Linked DNA regions of Homo sapiens: region 2 is linked to region 1. A link is a loop called in an ENCODE intact Hi-C map of the cell type or tissue named here. Cell type or tissue: mammary epithelial cell. All regions are shown on one strand. Each heading gives the region's core, and the rest is flanking DNA. Links, peaks and the distances in the headings are about the cores only.

The links. Peaks named below come from ENCODE experiments on the same cell type or tissue, not always from the same donor. Only the 100,000 strongest peaks of a DNase experiment are listed, where the experiment ranks them.
Region 2: a loop joins it to region 1, with 17 times the contacts of the local background. A loop is called at or near these places in 6 of 110 quality-filtered maps.

The regions. Positions count from the first base shown.
Region 1 is chr1:207,081,478-207,089,559 of GRCh38, reverse strand. It overlaps C4BPB (complement component 4 binding protein beta), which reads right to left and starts at 700. Exons shown (of 7, transcript NM_001017365.3): 1 at 614-700; 2 at 1-78. The coding sequence starts at 28. RefSeq lists an enhancer at 4,398-4,607. In mammary epithelial cell, for the core only: a CTCF peak has its summit at 4,680; a DNase peak (open chromatin) is centred at 4,679.
Region 2 is chr1:207,668,522-207,676,381 of GRCh38, reverse strand. The region is part of intron 1 of CR1L (complement C3b/C4b receptor 1 like); the gene reads right to left. Among named protein-coding and RNA genes, the nearest start is that of CR1L, 27 kb to the right of the region's middle. In mammary epithelial cell, for the core only: a CTCF peak has its summit at 3,650; no DNase peak of the experiment used is centred there; H3K27me3 peaks cover 199 bases.

The DNA.
Region 1 (8,082 bases), core at 1,785-6,784:
TAAGACAGCACGCACACCAAAAAAACATCTGGTGATCAAAGTCCTCTCCCCAGGCTGGAATTCACCCAGCTCAGACACCTGGTTTGAAAAAAAATAGATCTTCTAACACTGCTTAAGACCAACCTAACCACCTCCTCTCTAGAGAAGAGGTTATATTGATTTACCCTCCCTGGAGAAAATGAAAAGAAAAAATCTTACGACAGGAAATCAGAACAGCTGTAAGGAAGCTGGTATAGGGAGGAACTGCAAAAATACAAAGGGATGGTAAAAGAGTTGCCAGGTTTAAAACTCAGTTTCAGAAATTTCCTGGTTTCTGGGAATGCAAATCCAGTTGACCAGTCTTTTTGAAACGCAGGCTTATCCTTCCCCAACAAACATGGGCCAAATGGTCTTGCCATGACCTTGACTTCTGTCAATAGTTGCCAATGTTTACAGTCCAACTTCTGTAACTCTGGCCAGCACTGGGGAAAGAGAACGGGCTGTCAATCCCTGGTTCTTGCCCAGGTAGAACACAATTTTGAATGCTACCTCATCCTCCTTTCCTGAATACCAGATATCCTAAGGCTGTAAGCAGCACTGAAGACGAAAGCTCAAGGAAGTAAACTAACCTTACCTGTCTCTGTCCCTCCAGAGTTAGGGCTTCCCAGCAAGGAACTGGTCTTAACTGACTCCAAAGCTGAGAGCTCCAAAGTCCTGCAGTGACACATTGTTCTCGCTTGCCAGGCCTGTACCCAGGCTTCCTACTTTGTGGCTCTTCCAGGGACAGGATTTGGCCTGAGTCCAGAGTTAACCAAATGAGTAAAGAGAGAGGTGAGGAGAATGCTTTGGTCTCAGGAATTAAGGCATGTAAAATTGTTTTGAGGGATCCCATATCATCTTGCTTGTGACTACTATAACCCTTGGTTGGTTCTCTGTGCTGTAATTATGAAACTGGGGAAAAATTCCTACAAAATTTCAGGTTTTAATAGAATAATAAAGCATTAAGGACACAGTAAGGTTGCAAATGTTCTTCTCTTCTCCATCCATTACTACTGTTTGTGATGATTAATCTATGTCTTTCTCCTGAAAGGAATCAGGATATGCCACCCCCAAATATTTGGCGTTAAGATTCTTTTAAGCTGAAGATATTTGAGATTCAGTGATATGGAAAGGAACAGAGATTTTGGGGGCTTTCCTTATCTGACTAAAGGCAGCAACCTTGGAGATAAGGTTGCCATAAATTCCTTTTCAGGGTAGGTCTATCCTGGAGGGGAGAGCATGAGTAAAACATATTTCAAATTCCTTCTCCAGAGAAATTTCATGGCCTTGAAGGAGACAGAAAGAACACTCGTACTTATATACACAAACATTATCACAAAACTTTCTAATTTCCTACTTTTCCCCTGAAAACCCACTTGCCTTTCCAAAAAATAATCTGTTTTCTTTTTTGTTTGAGATGGTGTCTTGGCATGATCTTGGCTCACTGCAACCTCCACCTGCCAGGTTCAGGCCATTCTTGTGCCTCAGTCTCCCGAGTAGCTGAGATTACAGGCATGCGCTACCACGCCTGGCTAATTTTTGTATTTTTAGTAGAGATGGGGTTTCACCATGTTGGCCAAACTGGTCTTGAACTCCTGACCTCAAATGATCCACCCGCCTTGGCCTCCCAAAGTGCTGGGATTATAGGCATGAGCCACCGCACCCGGCCAATAATCTGTTTTCTTGTAAGTGCCTTTCTTCTCCCCACCTTCACCTATTAAGATGATGTATAAGCCCCAATTCTAACCAACTTTTTGAATTACTTATCACTGAGTTTTCCCACATGTACTCAAGTTACATGTATAAATAGAATTTTCTCTCCTGTTAATCTGTCTTAGTCTAATTTGCAGGTCCCAGCCACTGAATACAATATGGTAGAGGAAAGGTGTTTTTTTCCTCCCCTTTATTCCCACAGGAAACTGCTAACTCCAGGACAGGGTTTGTGTCTGATTTGTATTTGTATTCCCTTCCACGGTGCTTCATATTGCAAAGCAGTTGTCTGTTAAATGAATGAAAGTAATGCAGAAATAAATGAAAAAAACTGTCATCCAGAAACTCTACCACAGCCCCCAAAATCCATATGATCACTTGCCATTTATCACATGCTGCCTTATGATTTTTTATGTCTTATCTTTTCTTAACTAATATGCAAATTCCTATAGTGTAAGCACCCTCTAAGACATGATTTTCAAAAAGTTAAAAATATGACACAAGTAAATATAAGATGAATATATATCAAAGATTTAATTCAACTCATTAATTAATGAGGAAACATTCAGATGCTACAACTGGTTCAAAGAAGAATTTGAGGAATAGGAATGCATATAGTCAGTCAGTCAAAAGCATTCTGAAGTGACCTTTCCAATAGATACAAAACTGGTTAATATCCTACAGAGTAACAAACTGTAATATTTGCAATTAGCTTTTCTACCTGGTGGAAAGTAATTAAAACAAAATGGACAAAATATATTTGCTCTACTATAACCAGGAATCATTTGCATTGTTCTCAGATAAGAGTCATTTGCATTCCTATAAATTTACTGCAAATTAACCTCTATGCTTAAAGAGTTCTAAAAGAACTTTAAATAAAGTCAGTCAGAGATCATCTCCAGAGGGCCTGCTAGAAAATGCCCAGGAATCCATTGAGCATTTACTCCAGTGATCTCTTTTTGCTAATCCTAAGCTTTGAATAATTTTTATTTACATACCCCATGTTCTACTTCTTGAGGAATGCATGTTCTTCAGTATCTTTTATAGATTTATATACAGAATGTTTGTACAATAAATTATTTTAAAAAGGAAGGAAAATCTAGTTTAGCCCTACATAAATATGGACATAAAATAGAACATGTATTACAGGAAATAATTGCAAGTAATTCTTCATCTTAATGGCTTACTTCAGATTCAGAACTATAGGACTTTAGAAACCATATCACTTATACTATTGTCTTACTAATATTTCTCCATAAAATATAAAAATACAAAAATATTCACACTAAGTGGGCTCTATAGAGACAATAAATAGCATCACAAAGTTTGGGTCAGGTTTTTTCTGTCAAATGAATTAGAAGAAAACTTTGTCTCAAAGGTTTTTGGATTTTAGAATTAGAGATTAAAGAAAGAAACAGAGAGTGATTGAGAGAGAGAAAGAGAGTAATATGGTGGGTCTTGGGGGAGAGGCAGAATCAGAGATAGATGCAGAGAGATAGAGATGCTTAGGAAGGGGTGTCTGGGGACTCTGAAGGACAAGTCTCCACCTGGCACTGCCATTGTCCCCCGCCCCAATCCCACTCTTCCCTCCTCAGCCCTCTCTCCCCACAGGATGAGCAAGAGCATCAGAGACAGAGATGGAGACAAAAGACAGACAGAGGAGACACTGACAGAGTGAATCAGAGAGAGACAGAGACAGAGGAATTTCTCCTCTTCTCTCTGCCTCCCTCCTCCTCTCCCCAACACCTCCCCCTTCACCACCTTCCTGCCTCCCTCTGCTCCCCTTCCAAGCCTGCATATTCTTCAGGGCTTACCCTCAGCTCCAGGACAGGGTCCTCCTGGGGCTCCTGATGGGTGAATATTTACACCACAAGAGTAAATAAAGATTACAGGCTTATATATTTTACTATTTGTATCCAAAATTAGGCGAATTAATAAATGAGCGTTAGCAGGCTCTTCTATTCCTTTGAACATTAAAAGATAGTTGGATCTATGCCAGATCGTTTCCTGGAGAACTGGGGTAATAGATCAGGTGAAACTGTTGTTCTCAGACTGGCTTCATTGCTTTACAATGGAATGGGCAAGCTGGGCATAGTGGTTCACACCTGTAATCTCAACACTTTGGGAGGCCGAGGCAGGTGGATGGCTTGAGCACAGGAGTTCAAGACCAGCATAGCAAGACCTCATCTCTATAAAAAATAAAATTTTATATATATTAGACAGGCATGGTGGCATGTGCCTGTAGTCCTAGATACTTGGGAGGCTGAGACAGGAGGATCACCTGAGTCCAGGAGATCAAGGCTTCAGTGAGCTGTAATTGCACCACTGCACTCCAGTGTAGGCAACAAAGCAAGAACCTGTTTCAAAAAAACAAATAACAACAAAACACAAAGAAATGGGCAGATGGTAGTTAAAGGAAGAGATCAGGAGGTGAGGAAGGAAGAGTAGAAATATAAAAGTCAGCAATGCCCAATCTGGGGGAAGAGTTGTGGGAAGTTATAAAAGGGGCACACACATTGCAGTGTGTGTAAGATTTTAAGAGAATTCAGGAAAGACTATTTTAAGAAGTTCTACAGGGTGTCATGAATGGATTCCCTTTGGTCTTTGTCAAGAGAATTCAGAAAAGATTTAAATTGCTCTTTTAATGTTTTTTACACGTTGGGTTGATGTTTCCCCAATGCCTGACCAAAACAACCTGGGCCAGAAAAGTGTGGGGGGCGCACAGCCACATACTCAAACTTATGTACAAGGCATTTGAGGTTGGGGCATGGAAAAATGCTGAGGCACTGTGTGTATGTTATTTGTGCATGAGAATATAATTCCTTGACCCTGAAAACAGGACAAGGAGTGGAGTGTGTGATAAGGAACGCTGAAAACAGCCTCCTGAGAATGCGGTTTGAGTGCTTTGACAAGGCCACAGGTGTCTCACAACCCGACCTCAAAAAGCCATCTGGTGGATGTTTGTGGTGTAACAAGCCCTTTCAATGAATACATGGTGGGCAGATATTGGGGCGGACTCTCCTCAGAAGAGCTGCTCCCTCCCCCGCTCAGCTGGAATTTTCTGAGAACTCATTCTTGGCGTTCACTGCAAGCTATAAGCTTTGCAAAAAGTAGCCTTAGGCAGATTCCATGGGAATGTAAATTTTAAAAAGAATTTGTAAAAATCAAATTGTGCATGAAACACTGTAGAATAAGCTTTAATTATGAGTTTAGATGGACCTGCACTGTGGCAAGATCAGAGTTGATGCATTGTTACTCTAAGTTTTAGGGGACAAGAATAAGTCACCTTAAAATATGCCTCTTTGGCATAAAGATTATTTTGAACTGCAGGCAAATGAGATGCAATGGAAGCAGAAAGAAGCCTTCCTGGAGTATCTCTTAGATGACTCTAAGCAGAAACTTCTGAGGAATGAGGACTGCTGTAAGTCCTTTCTCCGGAGGGAGATTTATGTCCACAAAGAAGTCAGTGTCAAGACAGACCTACACAAACCTTCTCCATTAGTTTCTTTCAGGTATTTGCCTTCTCAAAATTTGCAGCCCTAGAAACTTAACGTTTTTTCCTTTGTCTTGTCACTTCTCTACAAAGTTATTGCTCTTTTGTTAAGATGCTATATAAATCTAAGCTCTAACTCCCCTTTGAGTTACTCATCATGAGGTTCCTCCCAGGTGGGGTGTGCTTCACACATTAATAAATTGTTTGGGTTTCTTTTGTCAATCTGTTTTGTTAGTCTAATTTACAAAGTCCCAGGCAGAGAACCTAGGAGGGTAGAAGGAAAAATAATTTTTTCCTCTCTTACAAAGCAATGGCAGCCTAACTCCTCAAAGGCTACTGCTCACCTTGTTATAGCTCTTCAGACCTGCTACAATGTTTCAATTACCTACTAAGGCAGGTTGCTACTTCTTCAATAGCTATTGAACCCTTCTTTGGTAACTAAACCCTAATTATAACTGGCACAAAGCCACTTGGAATAAAAATATTCCAGCCTGCATGAAAGCTGTATGTAGCCACTTGACTACATTTTGACCAATGAGGTATAAGCATAAGTGTGCTTGCAAAATCTAGGAAATATTCTTTTTTTAATTTTTAACTTTACAGTAGGTGTATATATTTATGGGTTACATGAGAAGGGAAATATCCTTAAAAGAAGCTGGTATGTCCTGTTGCCTTCTTCCTTCCTGCTGGCCAGAGTGTAAACATGTTTTCTGCAACTGGAGTAGCCACCTTCCTCTATGAAGTAGAATCCAACACATTGTTCTTTTTGAGCGAGAGAGACAGAGAAAGAGAGAGAGAGCGAGTCTCACTCTGTCATCCAGGCTGGAGTTCAGTAGCATGATCATAGCTCACTGCAGCATCAAACTCCCAGGCTCAATCAATTCTCCCACTTCAGCCTCCCGAGTAGGTAGGACTACAAGTGTGCACCACCATTCCTGTCTGATTTATTTTTTATTTTTGTAGAGATGGGTGGGGGGGGGGTCTCACTATATTGCCCAAGCTGGTTTTGAACTCCTAGCCTCAGGCAATCCTCCCGCTTCAGCCTCCCAAAGAGCTGAGATTACCAGCCTGAACCAATGTGACCTTGGAGTTGTTATTTTAGATTTACTGAAATCCACAGCTGAAACCAACTCTAATCTGAAACAGAGTTTGAGTGAAATGACTCAGGAATTTAAATTCAGAAAAGAATATTTAACAGACTTTATTAAAGCATACTCTGACACAGTTTCCCTTCCCATCCATAAATTCTACAAAGACAATGGGGGAAAGAGGAGAGAACCTAGGAAGTGAAAACTGAATGGCAATGAAGAGGCAAACATATCAGTGATGAAGGAAACCCAAATGGATAAACAAGTTATTCTCTGAAAGTAGGCTGGATGTTTGGTGAAGGGCATTAAACATGTTGAGAGTAGACCCCATGCTACAGTGCTGCTTCCCAAGCGTTCCTATGCTTCTGAAATTATTTTGCTTAATTGCAGGGAAACTCTCCTATAGAATCTAATCTGATTTTCACAGGTAGAGTGTTGCATACAATCAAAAAGGCATTTAAATGCCTTTGGGAATTCAGAAGCGTAGTTGTTCTGCTTGTAAAGGGCTGAAGGAATGCAGCTGACATTGGCTTGATGAGAATAAAAGAAGAAAGACTGTGCTTTGATGTTTTTAAGAGAAAGAAAATATTACTCTCCATGATTACAGTGATGCTATCTCATTAAAAACCACGTTCTTAAATATCCCAGTGTGCAGTAAAAAAATTCCAGTACATCATATATTCCCCTCCTCCGCTTAAATAGTATCAAATGCATGTCACTGGATTATTTTTTCTTTTACATGTTAAAGGAGAGAAATGGACAAGAGAGTATGGACAGTATTACGTAGCTCCTGTTTCCTACCCTGAGGTCCAAGAATGGGTTTCAGGTCATGACCTCCCTAAACTGTATGCAAAACCTATGTGTCAACCTTTTTCTGGGTAGAGAGTCCTTAGCATGTCAAATTCTCAAATGAGTTCAAGAGAATGAATGAAGGTTGGATGGTGCAAAATACTTCTAGAGACCATAAACCTTGGTGATGGGCCATTGTCAGACGCCACAGGAAGTGCCCATGGGCTCATCACCTCCTGCCGAGTTCAAAACCAGCTTGGGCAACATAGTGAGACCCTATTTCTACAAAAATGAAAAATAAATAGCCAGGGCAAGCTAGTGAACCTGAAGGTTGATGCTCCTCACAGTGAGTCCTAAGTGAAGACCCTGGAGAAGTTTAAGAAATGGTGTAATGATGAAACCTACAGGAGAAAGGCAAATAATGACCATCACCCAACACTGAAGTACTCGCTGAGTAATCATTTTCTAATGCTGGTATCTTTGCTAAGTTACCAGCAACATTTTAAAACAGTGTGGCATGTGTCTGTTGGGTCTTAACATTTACCTTGTTCTGAGATATTATTGGCTTTATAAAAATCACGAGTGTTGAGGTGTGTGACTCAGTAATGGTGCTCATTTACCTCTCTGTAAAACCCAGAGAATGATTCCAGACACCCCAGCCTTTTACAAATGATGACTTGATGGCTGAATTAGAGAACACTTGCAGAAGTGCCTGGAGATATTTCCAAGGAAATTAAACCTTGACACCACATCCTCATTACTGTCAGCCCACCAGCTAGATTATTAAAGCTCAATGTATTCATCAGTACACATAACCACTGTCTCTCACCTGTTTTCAAATTGGAGAATTCATAAGTCATTTTCATTCTATCAGAAGAACCCTTGAACTTAAAGAATTTGGAAATCCTCTGTTGTTATTATGAATGTTTCATTTTATCTCTATTGCTGCTGACCCCAAAAGATTGTTCCAAGTTACTTTATCAT
Region 2 (7,860 bases), core at 1,282-6,281, 590 kb before region 1:
TTGGCCGCTCACCTCCTACTGTTCTGCTCAGTTCCTAACAGGCCACCGGACAGTACCGGTTTATGCCCCAGGGGTTGAGGACACCTGCTTTAAAACATGCCTTAGAAATGGGCTCTTTTTTTAAAAAAAAAATCAGCATCCATCCATTTAAAAAGTCTCTGCTAGTTTGAAGAAAACTAAGCTATTTATATCATCTTTCACTAAAGGGGAAGCTGCAATTCACAGCTTCAAATTTTAGTTAATCAGTAAGTGCCTGTGTTGTAGCTTCTCTCCCATCCTCATTTATCATACTTTCTTGTAAAGTATGAGTGTAAGATACACTCATGCATTTTACCATCCACCTTCACACTCAGTGGACACTCAGATTCAGTGGGAGTACACATCTCCTCTTTGGCCCTCAGTAGCAGCCACCAATGTTGGAAGTCTGTCGCCACGTCAATCTTGAGCACAAAGAGTGAACAAAGCTCAACAACTAAAGCTATACTTTACCATAAAGAAGACGTATTTTCTCATAGATATTTCATATTATATAGTAGACTCAGCTAGGCCCCTTAAGGCCTTGTAGATTTAATTTAAAGCAACAAAAATCACAGAGTCAAACAGTATGTAATCAAGAAGATATATCTGTTGAAAAAGAATAGCATCTTACTCTAGTTTTGGAAATATCTTGTTTGTTTTGTTTTCATTTCTGTTCCTTCCCACACCTTCCACTAATTAATTGGGTAGATTGAGGCCAGAGGTCAATTTTATTAGACTTAAAAGAACCAACTTTTGGCTTTGTACAAAGATGCCCTTGTCTATGTTTCCTGCTTCATCTCTTACCACTGGGTCCCCTCACCAAGGTGTGGTGGCCCTTTCCCCTTTTTCAGTTTCCTGAAGACACACATTTTTCCCCTGTCTATGACATTCCTTTTGTGTGATGCACTTTTATCTTGGCTATGACTTCAATTCTTCCTCCAGGTGTTTGCTAAAATACCACCTTCTTATCGAAGCCTTCCCTGGCCTGTCTATGGCCATACCACCCTGAACGCACCCAATCTAGTCTGATGCCTTCCCTGACCCTCTCAGGGATTTGGAATCTAAACTACTTCCCTCTGCCCCACCCTATAATTTCTAGTCAGGCCCTTTCCTTTTCCTTTCATATCAATAATTGTTTGTGGTTGCAATTTGTGCTTTTTAATTTTGTGTGCTTTTAGAAGTATCTATTTCTCTCAAAAGATATTAGATATGTATAATTTGAGGGCAAATGATGACATGTTTTTTGTACTTCTAAATTAATACCTAGTCCTTGTGCTTAACACTCAGTTATAAGCACTCAATGCATATTTGTTGCAATGATCAAATAATTGAAGAATTACTTATAAAACTTAAAAAAAAATGAAGAGTCCACGCTATGTCCCCAGAATCTCTGATTTAGTGGGTCTGGGTTAGAGCCCAGGAGTCTATATTTTTTAAAAGTTTCACAGCTGATTTGGATAGATAACAGCACTTTGAGAACCACTGTATAAAAAAAAAAACACGAATAAAACAGTTCCGTGACTTTCAGTGTTATGCATTCACCTTTCCTCTAGTTGATATGTGGGATGAAATACAATTTTGATATGTGTCTTATGCATTGATGCTAGACAAAGGAAGAGATTCCAAGTGGAGCTCTCCTAGCGCCAAAAGCTGTATTAAGAGAGGGTAAACGTCACAACAAAGCTTGCAATGAGAGGTTAGAACTAGATCAAAGCAACAAAGCAAATATAATGAACCATTCTTGGAAAGAAAGAAGTTCCTTCCCCTTAATTACCTAATATTCTTACCTTTATAGTAGTATATGCATAGTATAGGTAATAATATAAATTTGCGTAGTAGCCCAAAAAAGGAACATATGAGCCTTCAACAAAGAATGCTTGATGTAGTTTCCTTTCCCTCTTTATTACCAATCCCTCAATTTGTGGCTGGTTCTTATGATAAATATATTAATATAAACTCCATAAACTCAAGACCTACCATAAGTTTAAAAAGTTTTTATAGCTTTATTAAGATGTATTACATAAAATGGTTGATGAGTATTTAAAGTGTACAATTTGATTACTTATATATATGCCCTGTGAAACCATCACCAAATGAAGACAATGAACATTTCCATCATACCCTTCACCCCACACAGTTCCCTCATGTCCTTCTGTAATGCATCCAAACATCCACTTCCTTCTCTAGGCAACCTTCGACCTGTTTTCTCTTACTACAGATTGATTTGACTTTCTAAAATTTCATATAACCCGAATCACTTCGTTTATATCCTATCATATAAAGGAAATCACTCCGATTGTTTTAAATGTTTTAGCCTTCACACAGCATAATTAGAGTTCTATCTAGGTTGCTGCACATATACAAATTGTTTCCTTTTGTTGCTGGGTAATATTCAATTGTATAAATATATGTTAATTTAGTTTATCCATTCACTTGTTGAGGGACATTTGGATTGTTCCCACTCGTTGGCTATTACAAACAAAACTGTTATGAAAATTCATGTACAAGTCTTTTTGTGGACATATGATTTCATTTCTCTTGGGTAAAAACCTAAGAGTAAAATGCTGAGTAATATGACAGGTGTGTGTGTAAGGTTTTAAGAAACGGTTGAACTATTTTCTAAAGTTATGTTGTAATTTTACCTGCCGAATAGCAGTATATTATAATTCCAGCTTCTCCACTTTATTGCCAACACTTGGTTTGGTCAATCTTTTCCATTTTAGCCATTCTAGTGGGTATATTTTGTTATCTCATTTCGGGTTTTTTCTTGTATGACTCAGCCCAATTTCATGCACTCCTGGTTCAGATCTTCCATTCAAAGCAAGCTGATTTATTCTGTGCTATACGCACAATTAACACATCATCACTTTCATGTCTGCGCAAATATGAGCTGTCAACCCGAAGTACACTCTGCTTTCCATTCTGCATACTTACCCTTTAAGGAACAGACTTGCACTTGCTTTGCTTAGGCATGTCTGTCAGCTTAAAAAAAGAGCATGCACTTTCAAAAATATAAAGTAATAAATTATATATGTACACAAATATAAATTATATGCCTAAATATAAATTTTTGAAATGTAAAACAGATAAAATAAACATTTTAAATGCTCTGTTAATCATGATCACTTAACACAATCATTAGTTGACATCTAAGGGGACAAAAAACAGCCACAGTGAGTTCCTCTGGTCACAATAGTGAATGTAAAGCTGTATTTCAACTGTCTTCATGATACTTTCTAGATTTTTTGGTTTCATCAAGTTGTGATCAGTTGTGATTAGATTGACAGCATTTGTTTCTCTTAATGTCTCTGACAAAAGAAATTTGTATACATGTGTCTTTGCAGGGAGGGTGAGAGGGATTGTCAACTCTGCCATTTTCTTGTTTTCTGGAGTTCGTCTTATTAAGTGATCTTCACCCAGTATTTCTGTGTAGGACAGTTTTGATGTTGCCTGTCCGAATGTGAAGTTTATTTTAGATAACAGTAGATAATATAAATCATACATCTACTCATCCGAGCATATGTAAACCAGAATACATCACAAAGCACAGAAAGCAAATTGGAATTACCCTTCTTTCTATCTTGCACCTTTACCTAGCAGGGAAAACCAAATCAGATCCTACATGAGGACCATGTGAGGGCGCCAGAGTCTACCCTATGTTAAACACTCCCTGGTAAAGCTTAATTAGCATACTATTTTTATGGCTCACAATGTGGTCTATCCCCATGAATGTGAGCCAGAGAATGTCTTTTGCTGTTGTTGGATGAAGTCGTCTGTATATGTCAATTATATCCAAGTGGATTGATGGTGCTGTTGAGTTCAAGTATGTCCTTATGGATTTTCTGCCTGCTGAATCTGCCCATTTCTGATAAAGAGACTTCAGCACCTTTATCTTTTCTGATATCAGAAAAGATAAAGGTGCTGAAGTCTCCAACTATGATAGTGCATTCATCTATTTCTCCTTGCAGTTCTATCAGCTTTGCCCCACATATTTTGTTTCTCTGTCAGATGGATACATATTAGATATTGTTATGCCTTCTTGGAGAATTAGCCCCTTTATCATTATATGATGACCCTCTTTATTCCTAATAATTTTCCTTCGTCTGAAGTCTGCTGTGTTTGAAATTAACACAGCTACTCCTGCTTTCTGTGACTAGCATTAGCATGGTATATCTTTACCCATTTACTTTTAATATATATTGTCTATATTTAAAATGGTCTTATAGGGAGTACACAATATATAGTTGAGTTTTGTTTGTTGATCGACTCTGATGATCTGTTTCAATTGGTGCCTTTAGATCATTGACACTCAAAATGATGGTTGATATAGTTGGTTTAATATGTTACTTGTTTCTATTTGTTGTCTTTCTTCTCTTGTTCTCTGTTTCTATTTTTTGTCTTGCATTCTTTTCCTGACCTTTATTTTATTTTATTTTTATTTTTGAGACAGAGTCTCACTCTTTCGCCCAGGCTGGAGTGTAGTGGCATGATCTCGGCTCACTGCAACCTCTGCCTCCCAGGTTCAAGAGATTCTCCTGCCTCAGCCTCCTGAGTAGCTGGGATTACAGGCACCCACCATCATGCCCAGCTAATTTTTGGATTTTTGTAGAAATGGGTATTCACCATGTTGGCCAGGCTGGTCTCAAAGTCCTGACCTCAAGTTATCTACCCTGCCTCCTAAAGTGCTGGGATTATAGGTGTGAGCCACTGCGCCTGGCCCCGTTTATTGTTTTAACTGAGCATTTTATATGATGCAATTCACTCTTCCTTACTGGCATATCAATTGTACTTCTTTTTTTCACTTTTTTCAGTAGTTGCCCTAAGTTTGCAATATCTATTTGCAGCTAATCTAAGTTCTCTTTCAAATAGCACCATACCACTTCATGGGTAGTAGGAGTACCCTCTAATGACAAAACAATCCTAGTTCCTCTGTTATTTTTTATATATAAATATTCCCATAAACTGTCCTATGCAACCTGTTTCTGGATTCACTCTTCAAGTGCTAGTAAAGTCATACTCTTTTCCCTCACCCTTTCCTGATCATAGGAGTTGAGATTTCTCCCTTTTCAGTGATCCTGCAGTCTTGCACGACTGCTTAGTCATGGTTTTTCAGACATGCATGAGGGTTTTCAGATTACAAAACGCTGTCACATGCACTACCCCACCTGATTTTCAAAATACCTCTCTCAGAAATCAGGATGTCAGTCATGCTCATTTTATACACGTGGACACTGAAGGTCAGTGATGTGACTTAAGTTGCTGGGTCCACAGCCCCAGTTGGTAAGTAGCAGAGTCTGGAAAAACCAGAACACTGGCTTCCTAAAAAGTAGATTTCATAAAACTCCACCACCTACTTCTATATGCATACACCTTGGGAGCATAGCTCTTTCTCTTACATTTCTTTTAAATTCCAAAGGACTGTGCACACCGGAAGCATCCATAAGCATTTTAAAATTGAAATTACTCCAGCAACAAAATTTCTAGGTAGTTTAGTTTAGGCTGTTTCACATTTGGAGGTTATTGTGAGAACCTCAGTAAGCACTGACAACAGATTGCTTAACTTACTGGGCATGCTTCTCTCCTAAAAATAAAATTGTAAGTTTTATCATATCTCTTCACTAGACAGGTTACTTTCTGGTGCCTAAGGAGATCAAATATTAATAACAACTCTTGGGGGAACTTGGTTTTCTTTTCCCCTTACTCTTTTAGAGAAGAAGGAACACTCAAATAATGAATGCAAAACGTCTAGTGGCAGAGAAGGACGAACCCTGAGTTGTCAGGAAGAGACAGGACCAAAACAACCAAAACTGTCACTTCAAGTGAGATGTTGCCAGTGAGTCTAGGCAACCAAGAAGACTTCTGGGGAGCCCAAAACTAATAATAGAAGGGTTCTAACTGAAGATGTTTACCTACTTGAAGTTAAAAAAAGGAAGAGATGTGGCCTCAAAATTTCCATAGTAGTTATAATAGGCTTTATTTTGTACTAAACACATCACTAAAATGCAAATTGTAAACATATCTACTGTCCCTTCTACCTGCAGCGGTTACATTGCATGTTCTGGGGCTTCCCTTGCTCTTCTAATCCCCAAGTGCCTGGCATGCATCTGTCTTAAAGTATGCTGTCAATCAAGTGCATCATGATGATGGCGGTGGTGGCTTGGGGTAGGGGACGAGGACAGTTCCATGCAGGACATCCCTAGGACTGCTTGTCTAAACACCACTGGGAGCAAAGTGCAGAGGTAACGGTTGGGGGATAGAAATGGACTCGGGGACAGGCCCTGTGTTAGATACTCGACAGGCTTTATGCCACTGAGGCAGCAACTCCACAATGCAGAGATACCAGTGTCCCCATTTTACAGAAGAGCAAACAGACTTAGGTGTGCTAACTTGCCTCACAGTTAAGTTTCTAGGACCAGAACTCAGGTTTGTCGGATCCCCAAGTCCCGTTTCGCTAGGATCGACGCCACGCTCGGCTATAGCCAGCCGAGGCTGTGAATACACAAAGGCAAGGAATTTCGTGCGGCACCCGCTCAGCATCTGCGCCTTCCACTGCGCTCGTCACGACTTAAGCCCCTGCACGTGGGAACTCCACGCTTACCTAGAGGCAGCGAGGGTCTCCAGTGCGCAGAAGGATCCCAGACCCGCCGCCCTGCCAGGTAGCGCGCTCAGCCCACCCATCGCGCTGCCTTTGGACCCGGGCGCGCAGAGCAGCGCAGCCCAGCGCGGCACGCGAGTTCTCTGCGGGGCCCTGGGTGCCTCGTCAGCCCGGGCGCCTCCCCACGCCCCCCAGCGTTTCACCCCAGGCCACCGGCAGCGCGAGCAGCACCACGACCGCCAGCAGGGATCCTCCGCAGCAGAAGGGGAGACCGGGCGCCGGCTGCCCAACAGGCTCCCGGCTTCTCGGAGAAGAGACCCCCATCCTCCCGAAGCACATCTACAAACCAGATTTGATCTCGAAGAAAACTGAAATAAGAGGAAAAGCGCAGTGCAAAGAGGAGTGACCAATCCTTGTGCTCCGCGCCCAGAGCATGGGGAGGGCTGCGGGGTTCCGGGACAAAATGCTTTTGACCAGCTTCCCCTTCATGGGCAAGGCCATGTTTACTCCCCATTTGCATTGTTTCTAACGAGTTTCGCTGGCAGAGCCCACCTTGCTGACCCAGGTGCAGCAGCAGAGCTTGACAATGCTTGGGCTTCCGATGGATCCCGCGTGTGAGGCCCTGCGCTTCCTTCCAGACAAAGGCGGTGGATGATGGCAACTCACCTCCAAACACCCTGCTTGACTTTTCCTCTTTGCAAGAATGTGTGTGGGAAGGTCAGCTAATGAAATGCCTGCTCTCTGTGTTGAAGGGCAATTGCAGGCGATGTGTACAGTGCACAGGGAATGTGAAGAACCAATTTCCTTATCGTGAATTGAGATGTCATGCCATTGTAAGATTTTTAAAAAGGGAAGGACAATTAGATATATATTCAAAAAATGTAAATCTGTGTATAGTATGGAGACTAGATTAAAGCAATAATGGAGAGGGGAGACCAGCCAGGGAGCTTTTGCTGACATCCAAGTGAGGTTTGATGGTGGCCCTGACTGGGTGGATAAAGTGGACAATTAACAAAGATATTGGAGATGGAATGAACAGTTGCTCATGTATTGGATTTTGGTTACTTCCTTTCTTAAGGTTAGTAGTGAGAAGAAAGCAATCAAGAGTTAGCCCCAGGATTAGCAATGAATATGGATGTAGGAGTGACAGATGTAGGGCAGAGGGTTAAGTATTCAAGGATGAATTTATTCTTATGTATCTGTGACCCTGTGCCCTTTAACCAATCTCTCTCCATCTCCCATTGTCT